Linked DNA regions of Homo sapiens: regions 2 and 3 are each linked to region 1. A link is a contact called in ENCODE Hi-C or POLR2A ChIA-PET data. All regions are on one chromosome and are shown on one strand. Each heading gives the region's core, a stretch centred on a gene start or an enhancer-like site at or near the end of the contact. The rest is flanking DNA. Distances are from core to core; before and after follow the strand shown.

Region 1 (4,704 bases), core at 756-3,255:
ACTGTAAAATCTTCATAGCAAAGATGGTGAGAAGTCAGAACTACATGTAGATAAACCATACATACCACGACCACTGAAGTTTCCTCCACGACCGAAGTTGTCATTCCCACCGAAACCACCTCCACGACCACCACCAAAGTTTCCAGAACCACTTCGACCTTAAGACATGAAGTTTAAGCATTAAATCATTCATACTGGAGTAACTCAAAGTTACCTTTAAGGTTTAATTAAGCAACAAGCATACCTCTTTGGCTGGATGAAGCACTAGCCATCTCTTGCTTTGACAGGGCTTTTCTAACTTCACAGTTGTGGCCATTCACAGTATGGTATTTCTGAACTAAAAAAAAAACATAGATACAACATGGTATCAGGGTTTAGAATGCCATACAGATTGTGGAACCCTTACTAAATGCCACTATCTGATACTTACTGACAATCTTATCCACGGAGTCATGGTCGTCAAAGGTTACAAAGGCAAAGCCCCTTTTCTTGCCACTGCCTCGGTCAGTCATGATTTCAATCACTTCAATTTTTCCATACTGTTCAAAATAATCTCTTAGGTGATGTTCTTCAGTGTCTTCTTTAATGCCACCAACAAATATCTTTTTCACAGTTAAGTGGGCACCTGGTCTTTGAGAATCCTAATAGGAGAAAAACCATAGGTTTAGATTAGCAAAGCCTATACTCGAATAAAAAATTTTGGTAAGTTTAGAAAACTCCCGAATCTTAAGTCCATAGCAGCACATATCCAAGTAAGTTTAAGAAGAAGAAGAAAAAAAACCCACTCACTTCTCTGGAGACAGCTCTCTTTGGTTCCACAACTCTTCCATCCACCTTGTGTGGCCTTGCATTCATAGCTGCATCCACCTCCTCCACAGTGGCATATGTGACAAACCCAAAGCCCCTGGAGCGCTTGGTGTTTGGATCTCTCATTACCTGAGAACAGTGTTAATTTATGTAACACAAAGTCTGACCGCAAAAGCTTTTGTCATTTTAACTTTGAATAGGGCAATAGGAAACTTTACACCAGCCTTTTATAAAAAGTCGTCCAGTTTCCCACTACCCTAGATTTAAGAGGTAGCTTTTAAAATCAAAGCAGGACGTTCCTTTGCCAACAAAGCTCTAACTATAATGCTATTAACTACTTTCATAAGCATTCGGAGAAGACTGCACCAAGATAAGCCAAGGAAATCGGCTGTTTTACTGCTTTGTCCCTTCCAAATCTTACCACACAGTCCGTGAGCGTTCCCCATTGCTCAAAATGGCTCCTCAGGCTCTCATCAGTTGTTTCAAAGCTCAACCCTCCAATGAAGAGCTTCCTCAGCTGTTCGGGCTCTTTAGGAGACTAGAGTGGGGGGAGGGGGAAGTGTTAAATGGGCTACAACACGAAACAATTTCCATCGAGGAAAAGAAAAACTAGACACCAACTGTGTACCTAGCACTTATTGTTCGTTCAGGTCGCAACAAGACACGTGCTTCTGCCTATCAAGGGAGGCCGTATGCTGGAGTTGGGAGTGCTAGGAAATCGCAAGCGCATGCGTCCCTAGTCGCCTTCCGACGCACGCGCAACAAAGGCTTGGGCGGTAGGGGTGCATCTCCACAATGGGACTAATCGCTCTTTAGAAAACTCGCTCACCAAGGCAAGGTTTAAAAAAAGACAAAGATCCTGTGTGCCTAAGAATTTTGCTACGAGTAACGAGTCCCGCATGATAACTCATGGTTGGCGGAGAGCGGCCTCATGGCGATCAAGAGGACAAAATGGCGACTTGAACTTTGGGAGGGGTAGGCCGTGGCAGCGACCGAAGGAACTGTAGAATGGGCTGGTGCAAGGAACGAAACCCAGCAGCATCTTACCGATTCAGGAAAGGGAGAGGAAAAAATTCAAGTGGGAAAGCGCGCCTAACTCACCTCTGACTTAGACATGACGGCAGGGTGAAGAGAGACTTTAACGATGCTTCTTCGGCGGCGTCCACGGGCAGAAAGGAGCAAGCTGACGAACGTATCTGCCAGCCTACCTTCGCCCTCTCTTTTTTACCCCGCCTCCTCGCTTTCGGCATTGGTAGACTCCGCCCTGGAACAGCTCTGATTGGATACTTGAAATCGCTTCCCCCTGCTATTGGCCTGTGGTGCCACATTGCTGTGTAACGTCATTCCTTCGGTCGTTCTACGCCGTCTCCACCCCTTGGAGTCCATTGGTTCCCGAGTAATGTTATTGTTAACCAGTCTGATTGGCCAACCGACCAATCATTCACATTTGAATCTACCTTGGGTGTTTAACATCTTTTTAATCTTCCACGCGCAAATATTACAGTCAAGTCGCTTGGCAAAGCATGATTAACACTATGTATTAGACAAGCAGCCAGGAGGTAACAATTTTTTTGCAATGAACTCTTGTTGACCGCACGTGTAGTAAAATGGCGAGTTTTGCGCAGGCGCATTAAGAAGTTCCACCTGCCTCTGAGAACACGTGAAATGGCGGGCAGGAGTAGGCAGTGAACCTACGGCGCCTGCGTGTTGGCGGGAGTTTGTCCTAGCTTTGCGCATGCGTAGTGGGCGGAGAAAAAAGGTCCGGTCCCAGGATTGGTTGCGCAGGCGCAGGGAAGGATCCGTTTTGGCGGGCGGTTGGCGTTGCGCAGAAGGCGGCGGCGGTGGTGGCTTGTGGTGCGGCCTCACCATACAGGAACAGGGCAGACGTTAGCGTGAGTGATCACTCTCAATCCCGGGTAAGTGGCAGACAGTCTTATCTACCCATAGTAGGTCTTGAACTGACTCCATTTGGGCCCGTTATTGTGTGAAATGAATGGACGGCGGGGTGGGGGGATAGTGAAGGGGCAGCGGTGGGTCGGGCCAACCAATAGAAGAACAGGGGGCGGGATGTTTTAATCCCCGTAGGTTCTTTGGAGCTGTGCAGCCGAAGACTTTGACTGGCTTGTGTATAGGCCAATTGGGTCTGCCTTGAGCTGCCGACTGATCGGCCCTTGGGCCATCGGAATGTGGGAGACGGGTTTTCCCCTTCTGAGCAGCGTCTCACTGAGCCAGTGAGCAGGAAGCGCGCGGTAGGTTGGGCTTCTCCAGGAGGCAGCGGTTTGACTCCAATGGGGAATGCGGGATCGGGCGGTTAAACGGATGGAACGAATCTGGAACCAGTAGACGGACAGCCTAAGGAAAGCGCTGGGACCAGTCGTCCAATCGGCTCTCCAAAAGAGGGAGGTCTTCGATTTGGGGTTGTGAGGAAGGGGAGTCGGTGCCTGTAATGGCGTGTGAGGGTGGATGTTTTATCCACGATGACTTCTCTAACGAAGCCTTTAGGCCTCAGTCCCATACACCTCCTTGAAAGCGTAAGTTTGCTCCTGTATTCCTCGACTTGAGCATTTTTCCCCCGCCCCCTCACCACTTGAGGTTTGGGGAACAGGAGTTGTTTTTTTTTGTTTGTTTGTTTTTAAATAATACTTTCAGAAGTCGCTTCTTTAGGAAGACTGTTAAAATGTTAGAACGAATGGGAGAAATCTCTATGTACTGTCATGGAAAGGCGTTCAAGAAATATCTCCTTCCTGATAGTGCATATTTCTACTGACAAATATGTTTGTAGGTCCACAGAAAAGTTTTGGAAAGCTACACACCAAAGTGTCAATCCTAGGGACACAGTAGGATCGAGGCAGATTAGATCTTTAATGTTTAAAACTTTGCAAGGTTAATAATTTGTGATTAAAATTAAATAAAAAATGAAGTCGATTGTTTTGTGTTTCTAGTCATAATCACATACTTACAACCCCTTTTCTGTTTTATGTAATCCATGTGCCCAGTGCTTTTATTTTAGTCTCTTTCTCCCGGGAACTTTCATATATTTCTTTTCTTTACACCATTGAAGATATCCTAAAGTCCCTCTTTTTGCTGTTCCTTTGAGGATATCTGACTTTGGAATAAAAAAGAAACAAAGAGGGTAATATTTAGGGTTCTGGGGACAGAAGATTCATCCATCACCTGGATTATTCCTTGCCTTTTAATTAGATTTCCTTCGAAGTGTGTTTTACATGCAGTCTATCTCCTTTTGGTAATGCCCACTCTGCTTATTCCAGGATCTTTTGGAGAAATAAATAAATTTTGATAACATTGGCTGTATCAGAGTCTTACTGCTTTATTCAATAATTTATTCAGGATCAAGGGAAAATATTTAAATACTGAAAATCAACTACCTATGAAATACACTTATAATTAGAGACCTTTCCGACTTTATACCAAAGACAGACGATTTTAATAGCAGTTTATGAACAGAGGAGAGATTTCCATGTTCTCTGGCACTAGCAAAAGGACAAACCTATAATTTATACCTGGCTGTAAACCTATTTGTAGGTATGCTAGTAATGGAGTTGCTGAGCTTCTGAGAACTAAAGTGATACTGGTTAAGGGTATCTGTCCTGGATTTATTTAGGTTTGGAAGGAATACAGTCTTGACCTACAGCAAGGTTTCTCAGCATTAGCACTGTTGGTATTTTGAGGCAGATAATTCTTTGTTGAGGGTGCTCGGAGTGTCCTGTGCATAGTAAAATATTTAGCAACATTCCTGGCCTCTACCCACTGTATGCCAGTAACATCGCATCACTCGCCACATCCCCATTTGTGACAGATTGTTTCCAGACATTGCCAAATGTCCGGGGAGGTAGGGATGGGGGATAAAATCTCCCTTGGTTGAAAACCATTCATTTA
Region 2 (4,565 bases), core at 1,674-4,173, 1.3 Mb after region 1:
CTAATTTTTGTATTTTTAGTGGAGACTGGGTTTCACCATGTTGGCCAGGCTGGTCTCGAACTCCTGTTCTCAGGTGTTTCACCCACCTCAGCTTCCCAAAGTGCTGGGATTACAGGCATGAGCCACTGCACCCTGCCCAATTTGAAAGCATTTTAAATGTTAACCTGTATCAAACGCATTTGATTCCCTCTAGGTAAGGGGACAGCAGATAAATAATGACCACTTTCCAGATAAAGAAACTGAGATTCAAGCGGTAACTGGCTTATTACTGGCAAGTCTACTAAAGTAGTCACAATGAAAATTTAAGAAAAATGAAAAACTTCGTATTTTTAAGATTTTTTTTTGAAATGGAGTCTTGCTCTTTTGCCCAGGCTGGAGTGCAATGGCACAATCTCGGTTCACTGCAATCTCCCCCTCCCAGATTGAAGCGATTCTCCTGCCTCAGCCTCCGGAGTAGCTGGGATTACAAGCACGCGACACCACGCCCAGCTAATTTTTGTATTTTTAGTAGAGACAGAGTTTCACCATGTTGGTCAGGTTGGTCTCCAACTCCTGACCTAGTGATCCGCCCGCCTCGACCTCCCGAAGTGCTGGGATTACAGGCGTGAGCCACCGCGCCCGGCCTTTAAGAATTCTTTTTAAGAAGCAAAGCAAGGAATTAAGTGTACTGGCTCAATGTATCAAGTTTCTAGGAATTCAAACTATCCTCATTCTATAGTTAGTTCTGAGACCTACCTTAGTTCTTGAAGGTCAATAATGGATCACACTGGAAACTGGTATTGCTGCAAAGAATTTTTTGGTCTCATTTAACAGTAAAAGAGGCGTATGAAGTTGTTTTATGTATTTTCACACAGAACACATAACATCCATTTCCCACATCAGGGAATACTGGTTACTTCACAAAGCCAGTGTGACTGGAAAGAGGAGCGGGGAAACAATCCGATAAACCCCAGATTCCTCAAGAACAGACTGAAAGATGTGACTTGTGCTCAGATACCAGTACCAGCTAAAAAGATTTACTGAAGTGAATTAAAGGAGATGAGGGTTTTCAAGGGGGTAGAGTAAATATGGAAGAACAAGAGAATGGGACGTCAGAGTAAATCCCTTTTATCAGTCTGGATTTCCCTCAACTCGGTAAAACGAAGGACATGAATTGCTGTCCTATGTTCCGCCTCTAAAAATTACACAAAAGTTAAGAAAACACAGATTTTCTTCACTAAATTACGATACTAAACTGTTAAGGTGGCAAATCCAGACCAAGTAAGTACTTTAAGCAATGGTTAGTTTAAAATATATTTAGGACTTTTACTAGCCCACTGGAGAAAAAAATATGAACATTTTTGTAAACTTCAGATGCTTTCGGGCAGCGTCCTAAACTGATGATGACACCTTGATACTTTTAAGTTGCTAAGGAGTCTCAAAGATTATGACCTTGCTCTGCCAGCTGAGAGCAGTGTGGCCTTAAATAATATTCCTTAGCTGAGAAATACCACTAGCTCTCTGCAGTACCTCAGGATGGAAGGAGACAACATGCACAAAAGTGCTTGGTCAACTGTCAAGCGTTACACCAATGAAAGATGTTCAAATGCACCTCAAATTTCTCAACATTTTCCAAAGCCAACCAAAACCCTTAGCTTCTTTGTAATAGAGACGATGAATTACTAGGTAAGAAATGAGCACCCAGAGATAGAAGTTCAAATAATGTTTTGAAGAATGCAAGGTCATGCCAGAGAAAACAAACTATATTCCTCAAACTAAAATCAATGCTACAAGATGTTGGGTCATCACTGCTTTTATAAGCCCATTAGAAATGTAATTAGACTTGCAAGGCACTGATACTCCCCTCCAAGGTTGTCTAAAGAAGTAAGCAACTCCAGCCATTAGTAAGCACTATTTTAAAAGTACCTGCTGGTAGTTGCACAGTTACCTTAAAAAAAAAAAAAAAAAAAAAAAAAAAAGGCTGAAATCTACCATTGGAGCTATCCAAATTCAACCAACATGGAAGCGCCGGAAGCGAAACCTGATCCTGGCATATAGCTGCGCTGAGTAAAAAATGCCTCCAATTGAGTATGAGAAAAAAGCCTAGAAGGAAATCTAGGTGCACACCGGTGCTTCTCCAACACGTGGGCGCACCTAACTGGATTCCCCACCCCCATCTAACGCCAATAGCACCAACCTCCAAGGCTAACACACACACCCTTAGAAGAATACAGGCACAGGGCCCACACTCTAGAAAGGGAAGAGACAACCTAAAAGGACATAAGTGCGCAACACAGGCGCGTTAAAAAGCTTCCCATCTGGGTTCTAGCGCACGCATTGAAGGCGCGCCCGTCTCTACTACCCTCGTGTCTCCTACCGCGCACGCGCACCGCTGCCTTCCCCCGCCCCTCCACCAACTCGCGCTCGCGTTCCAACTGCTCCCCCCCACCACACTTACTCCCCTACCCCCCACTCCGGTCCGCTACAGCCTCGCGCCTTGGAGACGTAGTCTAATGTGCACTCGTCCGCGCAGCAACCGCCTCCTTCCTTCCTCCACGCCTTCACGCGGGCACGGTGATTCACGTCTACGAAAAGGCCTCGCACCACCCGCACACCTTTCTGCGCCTCCTTCCCCAATTCAAGCCAGAGTCTACCATTACTGCCTATTCCAATCTCGCGCAGAAAGGGTGAAAAGAGTGTGAGGGGGAGGGGAAGGTGTCCTTCCCCTCCCCCCCAAACATCCAGAGGCAGTAACCTAACAGGGCCACGCCGCCAGCCTGCCGCAGCCCTCAATTCAGAAAGGAACCAGTGCCAGCAATTCCCCGACTTCAGGAAATCAGTGGATCACGCTCGGAGGGGGGTTTCAGAGCCCAGTCCTTGGCCGCGCTCGGCTGCTCGCTCACCTGAGGCCGCCATGTTGGGAGAGGGAAAGAGAACGCAAAAGACCCGGATGAGGCAATCACGTGATTATAGCGGGCGCGTCGAGCTAGGAGACGCGAAGCTGGGAGGGGGCGGGGAGGTGAGGACGGAGACAGGAGGCGGGGCGGCGCTGCTCTAGGTTCGTAAAGCTGCGCGGCGAGGTGGCACGCCGTCCGACGGGAAGACATGCGCGACATGTGGCCAAAGGGGCGGGGCCTGGGTTGTCGCGAAACCCCTCACGCTTTACGTAGGGCTACACGCGAGCGCGGGGCTGGAGCTGAGTCCTGGCCGGCCTCCTGACGCACAGACTTCCTGCCGGAAGAGTGGCGGGAAGGGCGGGGCTTCGCTGCTGCTTCTGCTTACTCTGCACGGAGCCGGTGATGGGTGTGGCGAAATGGATGTGCTGAAAGGGAAGATTCTGAGTTTAATGTACTTTTTTGAGACGGAGTTTCGCTCCTGTTGTCCGGGCTGGAGTGCAATGGCGTGCGCGACCTCGGCTCATTGCAACCCCCGCCTCTCGGGTTCAGGCGATTCACCTGCCTCAGCCTCTGGAGTAGCTGGGATTACAGGCGCCCACCACCATTCGCTGCTAGTTTTTTGTATTTTTAGTAGAAACGGGATATTTCACCATATTGGCCATGCTGGTCTTGAACTCCTGGTCTCAGGCTATCCACCCGCCTCGGCCTCCCAAAGTGCTGGATTATAGGCGTGAGCCACCGCGCCCGGCCTAGTTTTTAAAAGCCACATCAGAAATCACTGATTTTATTTTTATTTATTTTTATTTTTTGAGACGGGGTCTCGCCCTGTCTCCCAAGCTGGAGTGCAGTGGCGCGATCTCGGCTCACTGCAGCCTCAACCTCCGGGGCTCAAGCAGTTCTTCCACCTCAGCCTCCTGAGTAGCTGGGACCACAGGCGAGTGCCTCCAGGACCAGCTAATTAAAAAAAAGTCTTTGTGTGGAGACAGAGTGGCGGGCTTGGGGGGGGCGGTGTGTCTCCCTGTGTCGCCTGGGCTGGTCTCGAACTCCTGGACTCAAGCATTCCTCCCTCCGAGGCCTCCCACAGTGCCGGGATTACAGGCATCAACCACTGTTTGTTTTCAAATTACTTTTTGTAAAGGCAAAACAAATCGAACGTCTTGTGTAAGAATGGTTTTAATGAGGCATATTTAGACGGAATAAGAAGGTAACAAATGCTGAACACTTAATTGTCATGGGCTTTTACCTCATTTAATGGTCCAATTTGCTGACTAGGTTTAGTCCAACTTAGGCCTTTAGGATTTCTGAGACTAGGGCTATTCATGCTTCCCCTAGCTGATGTTCCATTTCATTCATTAAATGAAAATTTTTGTTTCCCACCGTGTGCCAGGCACAGACACTTGCGGGTACAACATGGAATAGAACTGTCCCAAAAGAGGTTATATTCTAGTGGGGGAAGGACAGATAATAAGCAACTAATAAAATATTACAACAAGTATTCTGTGAGTAATTAAAACAAGGTGGTGTAATAAGTTATTAGGTGCAACTTTAGATTGCCTGTCAGAGTAGACCTCTGAGGAAGTGACATTCAGACAGAGGTCTAAATTACAAGCTGCCATCCCTGGGAATGTCTTCTGAAGAGGTTTAGGAGAAGACAGGATGCGCAGTTGGGTTTGCTGCAATATGGTGAGG
Region 3 (4,674 bases), core at 785-3,284, 1.5 Mb before region 1:
GGCCACGGTGGGTGGATCACCTGAGGTCAGGAGTTCGAGACCAGCCTGGCCAACATGGTGAAACCCCGTCTCTACTGAAAATACAAAAATTAGCTGGGCATGGTGATATGCGCCTGTAGTCCCATCTACTCAGGAGGTTGAGATGGGAGAATCACTTGAACCTGGAAGGCGGAGGTTGCAGTGAGCCAAGATCATGCCACTGCACTCCAGCCTGGGCGACAGAGCAAGACTCTGTCAAACAAAAAAAAAAAAAAAAAAAAAAGAAGGAAGGAAGAAAGAAAAGAAAAGAAGAAAAGAAAAAGAAAAGAAAAGAAAAGAAAAGAAAAGAAAAGAAGACATTAAGTAAACAGGACCAGCCAGAACTCTAGGCCAGATGCCTCCTGCATATCTCAATCTGGATGTTTCATGGCACTTCAAATATCACAGGTTAGAGAACCCCTTCTTTCTCCCTAAAATGTGTCCCATCCTGCAGCTTTTCATTTTAGTGAATGACAATCATCCAGGCTAGAAATCTGAATGTCTTGTTTCACCCTTGTCCTCTTGACCATTTCTGAATCTTTGCACAGGTTGTTTCTTCTTCCTAGAACAATTCCCCCTACTACTTCCACTCTCTTCCACCCACCAATCTCTTGGCCAAGTTTACTCTTTCTTCAGGTCTCAGCATAGATCCCATCCAAGAATCCCTTCCTGACTTCGGGTCTAGAGTAGTTGCTTCTCCCAGATATATCTGCACCATTCTGTGAGGTATGGAGATAATCGCCTAGCTTCTAGACTAGAAGTAGGCTGGCTGGGTTCAAGTCCCAGCTCTCTCCCTTTTCTGGTTGTGTAAACTTGGACAAGTTATTAAACCTCTTTATACCTCAGATTCCTCACCTGTAAGATGGGAATAATTATATATATATATAGAGAGAGAGAGAGACGGAGTCTTGCTTTGTCGCCCAGGTTGAAGTACAGTGGCGAGATCTCGGCTCACTGCAACCTCCACTTCCCAGGTTCAAGCGATTCTCCTATCCTCAGCCGCCCGAATAGCTGGGATTACAGGCACGCGCCACCAAGCCTGGCTAATTTTTGTATTTTTAGTAGAGACAGGGTTTCACCATGTTGGCCAGGCTGGTCTTGAACTCCTGACCTCAAGTGATCCACCCGCCTTGCCTCCCGAATTGCTGGGATTACAGGCGTGAGCCACTGTACCTGGCCAAGGATAACAATATTGTACCTATTTCATAAGGTTATGAAGATTAAATGTCTGAAAAACTGTTCTAAATGCATTAGTTATTACTGTTACCCCAACTTACAACGCTCACCTTGGGAGACCAGAGAGAGCAGGAACTTTTTCACCAAAGTATTCCTTAACAGCTTTGAATAAAGAATGAATGAGGCCTGCTAAGTGAACTTGATAAGAGTTGGGTGGGGGAAAGAAGACAGTGTATTTGTATATATGAGGGGTTATTGGTATCTGCCAAATACAGGGAATTGGAGTCAGGAACATTTGAGACAGAAAGGTTTTCTATCTCCTGATAGCCTCCTCAGTTTCCAAGACTAAACTTAATCCAATAAGTGGACAAGACTGCCATCTGATGGTAGAATCTGGAATATCAGCTCCTCGGAGGTGGAACTGAAAGCACGGCTTAAGGGTTTTATTTTTGCATACGTTGTACATTTTCATTTTAGAATTTTAGTTCGAAAAGTTCCATATCATAATGCATTAAGCCTTGTCCTTTCCCCAGCGCCTCCCAGATCTTGCCTATTTCCTTGAGTTCCCTCAGGTTTGGTCCTGTTGGGATCCCCTGAGTTTCAGGAATTAACCCCTGGGAGGTTTCTTTTAGGAGCTTCAGAACTCCAGCTGCCCCAGACTCCCTAAAAATGGGGCACTGGTGGCTTTACGGAAAATAAGTTCGGGGGGATCTGGACATTAGATCTTTCCTTATCCTAGTACATGCTTAGGTTTGGGGCCCCGCCCACTGTCCTAGTCTCCCTGGCAACTGTCTTCCTGCCAAGGGTGCCCCTCTCCCAGAGTTACCCAGGCAACCTTCAGGCCCGCCTTCTTCAAGGTCCTGACTGGTTCATAGCAAATGTGGGTCGCAGCCTAAGGGAGGCATTTAGGCTTAAAATGTATGAGCTGCCGGGAGAGAAGGAGGCTGTGTTCCGGGGGAGGGTATGAGGTTTCAAGACCTGCTAGAGAGAGAGGTGCTTGGGTAGATGGTCTGCTATATCCTCAGGAAGAGCTGCAGCTCCCTGGAGCCTGTCACCGGGGTCTGAGGCCAGAGTTGCCTGGACCATGATCAGAAGTGCTGCTGCCAGAACAGGGGAACCATTGTAAGGGAACCCTGTAAGGGGGGACTCCCGCCACCCTGCACCTTCACCACAATGGCCACCTCCACACCCAAACTGCCTTGTCTATCAGAGCTAGGCTCAGTGGGGAGTAGCTATTTTTCTCCCCTCCCTAGGGAGGATCCCTAATCCTATCTCTTCTTCCTTTTTTCTCCTAAAGTTTCTATTTTGAGGGTCAGTGGACTCATTCTTTGGCACTGCAGGGCTTTCTAAGGAGGGGAGGGGCTACATCTCGTTGAGATGTAGCAGAGGGGAGAGGCTTACTCCCCGGCTCTCCTGCTCTCCCTGCATGTGCCTCTGGGGGAGTGGGGAGGCTATTCTGGGCTAGGGGGTGGTGTGTTAGTAGAGTGGACCCCTTCCAGTCCTCTGCCCACAAATCCTGCAGCTCCAGAGAGGATGTCACTGTAATTACTGTCCTCTCCCACACCACCTTCTAAATCCTATAATTATCTTGCCGGGATCACTTGGCAGTCTTGTTAACCTCTTTAGCCCCAAGGCCCTCTAAGAGAAGTTGGGAGTTGGGAGAAGGGGGCCAAAGAGTTTGCGTTTGGGGTGGGGGGCAGTGTGGCAGGATACAACTGGGGGACTCTAAGAATCATTTGGGGTTATGTCTTCCTTTGCCTCTGGCCTCCCTCCTGCTTATCCCCAATCTGTCCCCTCTCTCCTCATGGCAGGCCAGCTCTACAACTCCACTGGGTGCAAGCTGCTGCTTATCTTCATTCTTGGCCTCCCTGGGGTCCCCACCTCTTCCCTGAGTTCTCACCTACTGCTCCCTCTCTGGGCCCATGGTGGGTCCTCATTACAGGCCCTGTTTCTGGCAGTGGCCAATGCTGCCAGCAGGAGGCACCACTATTCCAGCTGCTGCTCCAGGAAAAGAACGGGTCTAAGTGCAATGTCAGCTTCTCCAAGGACCTTAAAATGCTGGCAGATGGGCTGATCCAGGAGGCGACAAAGCAGTACCTGGGCTGCCAGGTGAGGGAGCTGTTGGGAAGCAGGGGGGAACTGCAGGAGTGTTCAGAGGGAATTCTCTCTCCAGAGGGAATGAAGGAGAAAGCAGAGGGTAGTGAAGGTCAAAGTTGTCAGATGAGGGGCATGTGTGTGTGTGTGAACGGTGAGGGTGTCAGGACGACCAGCGGGTCTGGCTGGGATCTGGGAATGGGAGCCTGAAATTGGTGAGGGCAGGAGAAACTGGTCTGGGCTCTACCGAGGGGTGCCAGCACTCCTCACCCCTAGTTCCCTGGGCTGCAAGACCACATCCATGGGGAACAACCCAACAAATTTGAGAACAGCCTGGGTGAGTCTGCCACAGGCCCTTCTTCTTTGGCAGGTATCTCAGGTCCTCTGCTGCCCCACTGCATCCCCCAGCCTGTGCTAGGCAGCTTCCAGAACCCAGGGGTTCTCTTTGTCATAGCCCTCTCACCACACTGTATTTTTTGTCTGTGCCTATAAGGTTGTAAGCACCCTGAAGGCAGGGACATGTCTTACTTATCTCCATGTTTAGGCTCCCCATACATGGATTAATACATGAATGAATTTTTCCTGAGCCCCTGCCTAGGCCTCTTGGCCTTTTAGTCCCAAGGAACAGAAACCTGAGATAACCACCCAGTCCCAGCATCACCTCTTTGTCATTTCTCCTATGTTTATCTCTGTTCCATCCTAGGAAAAACTTTAGTTGTGAGGCTCTGTGACTCTCAGGTAGATACCTCTGTGCTCCTGTGCCTGGTTCTGGGCCAGAACCACACAGCAGCTAAGATCCTGGCCAAGGGAGTGCATAAACAAGACATGAACCTGGACGAGGCTCTCAAGCAGGATGGGCTGGAGCTGTTCATCCTGCCCACTCACCAGCTGGGCATTTGGATGGACCTCGTTGTTAATGATGGCACTGGCTGGGAAGAGACTGGGACAGGAGTGACAATGAGGGGCCAGAGGTCAGGAACTAGGGGCCCAAGAAATGGGGAAAGGAATTGAGGCGGGCCCTGAGGACAGATCCTGGTGGGGGTGGGGCTGGAGTGTGGGGTTGCCAGAGGAGCTAGACCTTGGGGCTTGAATTGGGGGGTCTAGGCCAAGGCCAAGGCCAAGGTGAGTGTGAGGGGCAGAAGGAGGCTGGATTGTCCCTCCCACCCCTACCTTGGCTATGTCAGTTGGGGTGGGGTATCCAGATATTTCTCAAAGCAAAATCATTTTAATTCCCATGAGTCTGAAAACAGGGTATGATAAAGCCTCATCATTCTTTTTTGTTTGTTTTTTGAGGTCTTTGGAGAAGGACCTCAAAACGCTGGCAGATGGGCTGATCCAGGAGTGTTGCTCTGTTGCCCAGGCTGGAGTGCAGTGGCATGATCTCGG

What was found. A loop is a pair of places that touch in the nucleus more often than their neighbours do. ChIA-PET counts read pairs that join two places held with the same protein, here RNA polymerase II (POLR2A). Pooled maps may share reads with other maps.
Region 2: a loop to region 1 is called in a pooled map, with 32 times the contacts of the local background. The contact joins the promoter of EIF4B here to the promoter of HNRNPA1 in region 1. A Hi-C loop is called at or near these places in 1 of 37 single-sample maps with no recorded cell type and 10 of 50 pooled maps. POLR2A ChIA-PET finds 5 or more read pairs at or near these places in 2 of 52 experiments (CD4-positive, alpha-beta memory T cell and activated B cell).
Region 3: a pooled map shows a loop between it and region 1 (5-fold over the local background). The contact joins the enhancer-like site here to the promoter of HNRNPA1 in region 1. A Hi-C loop is called at or near these places in 4 of 50 pooled maps. POLR2A ChIA-PET finds 5 or more read pairs at or near these places in 2 of 52 experiments (WTC11 and common myeloid progenitor, CD34-positive).

Annotation. Positions count from the first base shown.
Region 1 is chr12:54,278,027-54,282,730 of GRCh38, reverse strand. HNRNPA1 (heterogeneous nuclear ribonucleoprotein A1) reads right to left here and starts at 2,005. Exons shown (of 11, transcript NM_031157.4): 1 at 1,909-2,005; 2 at 1,229-1,345; 3 at 790-936; 4 at 431-641; 5 at 245-337; 6 at 66-158. The coding sequence starts at 1,923. It overlaps CBX5 (chromobox 5), which reads left to right and starts at 2,609. Exons shown (of 5, transcript NM_012117.3): 1 at 2,609-2,723. SCAT2 (S-phase cancer associated transcript 2) reads right to left here. Exons shown (of 2, transcript NR_157844.1): 2 at 3,668-4,079. RefSeq lists enhancers at 726-1,484, 2,227-2,286, 2,297-2,386, 2,677-2,726, 2,245-3,004 and 1 more and a cis regulatory region at 910-3,210.
Region 2 is chr12:53,004,814-53,009,378 of GRCh38, reverse strand. It overlaps EIF4B (eukaryotic translation initiation factor 4B), which reads right to left and starts at 2,923. Exons shown (of 15, transcript NM_001417.7): 1 at 2,883-2,923. The coding sequence starts at 2,895. RefSeq lists enhancers at 2,065-2,808, 2,809-3,552.
Region 3 is chr12:55,735,876-55,740,549 of GRCh38, reverse strand. No RefSeq gene overlaps it. Among named protein-coding and RNA genes, the nearest start is that of GDF11, 4.9 kb to the left of the region's middle. RefSeq lists an enhancer at 2,045-2,364. Within about 2 kb of position 2,034, at least 35 of the 41 ENCODE cell types and tissues checked have a DNase peak (open chromatin) inside an H3K27ac peak, as active enhancers do.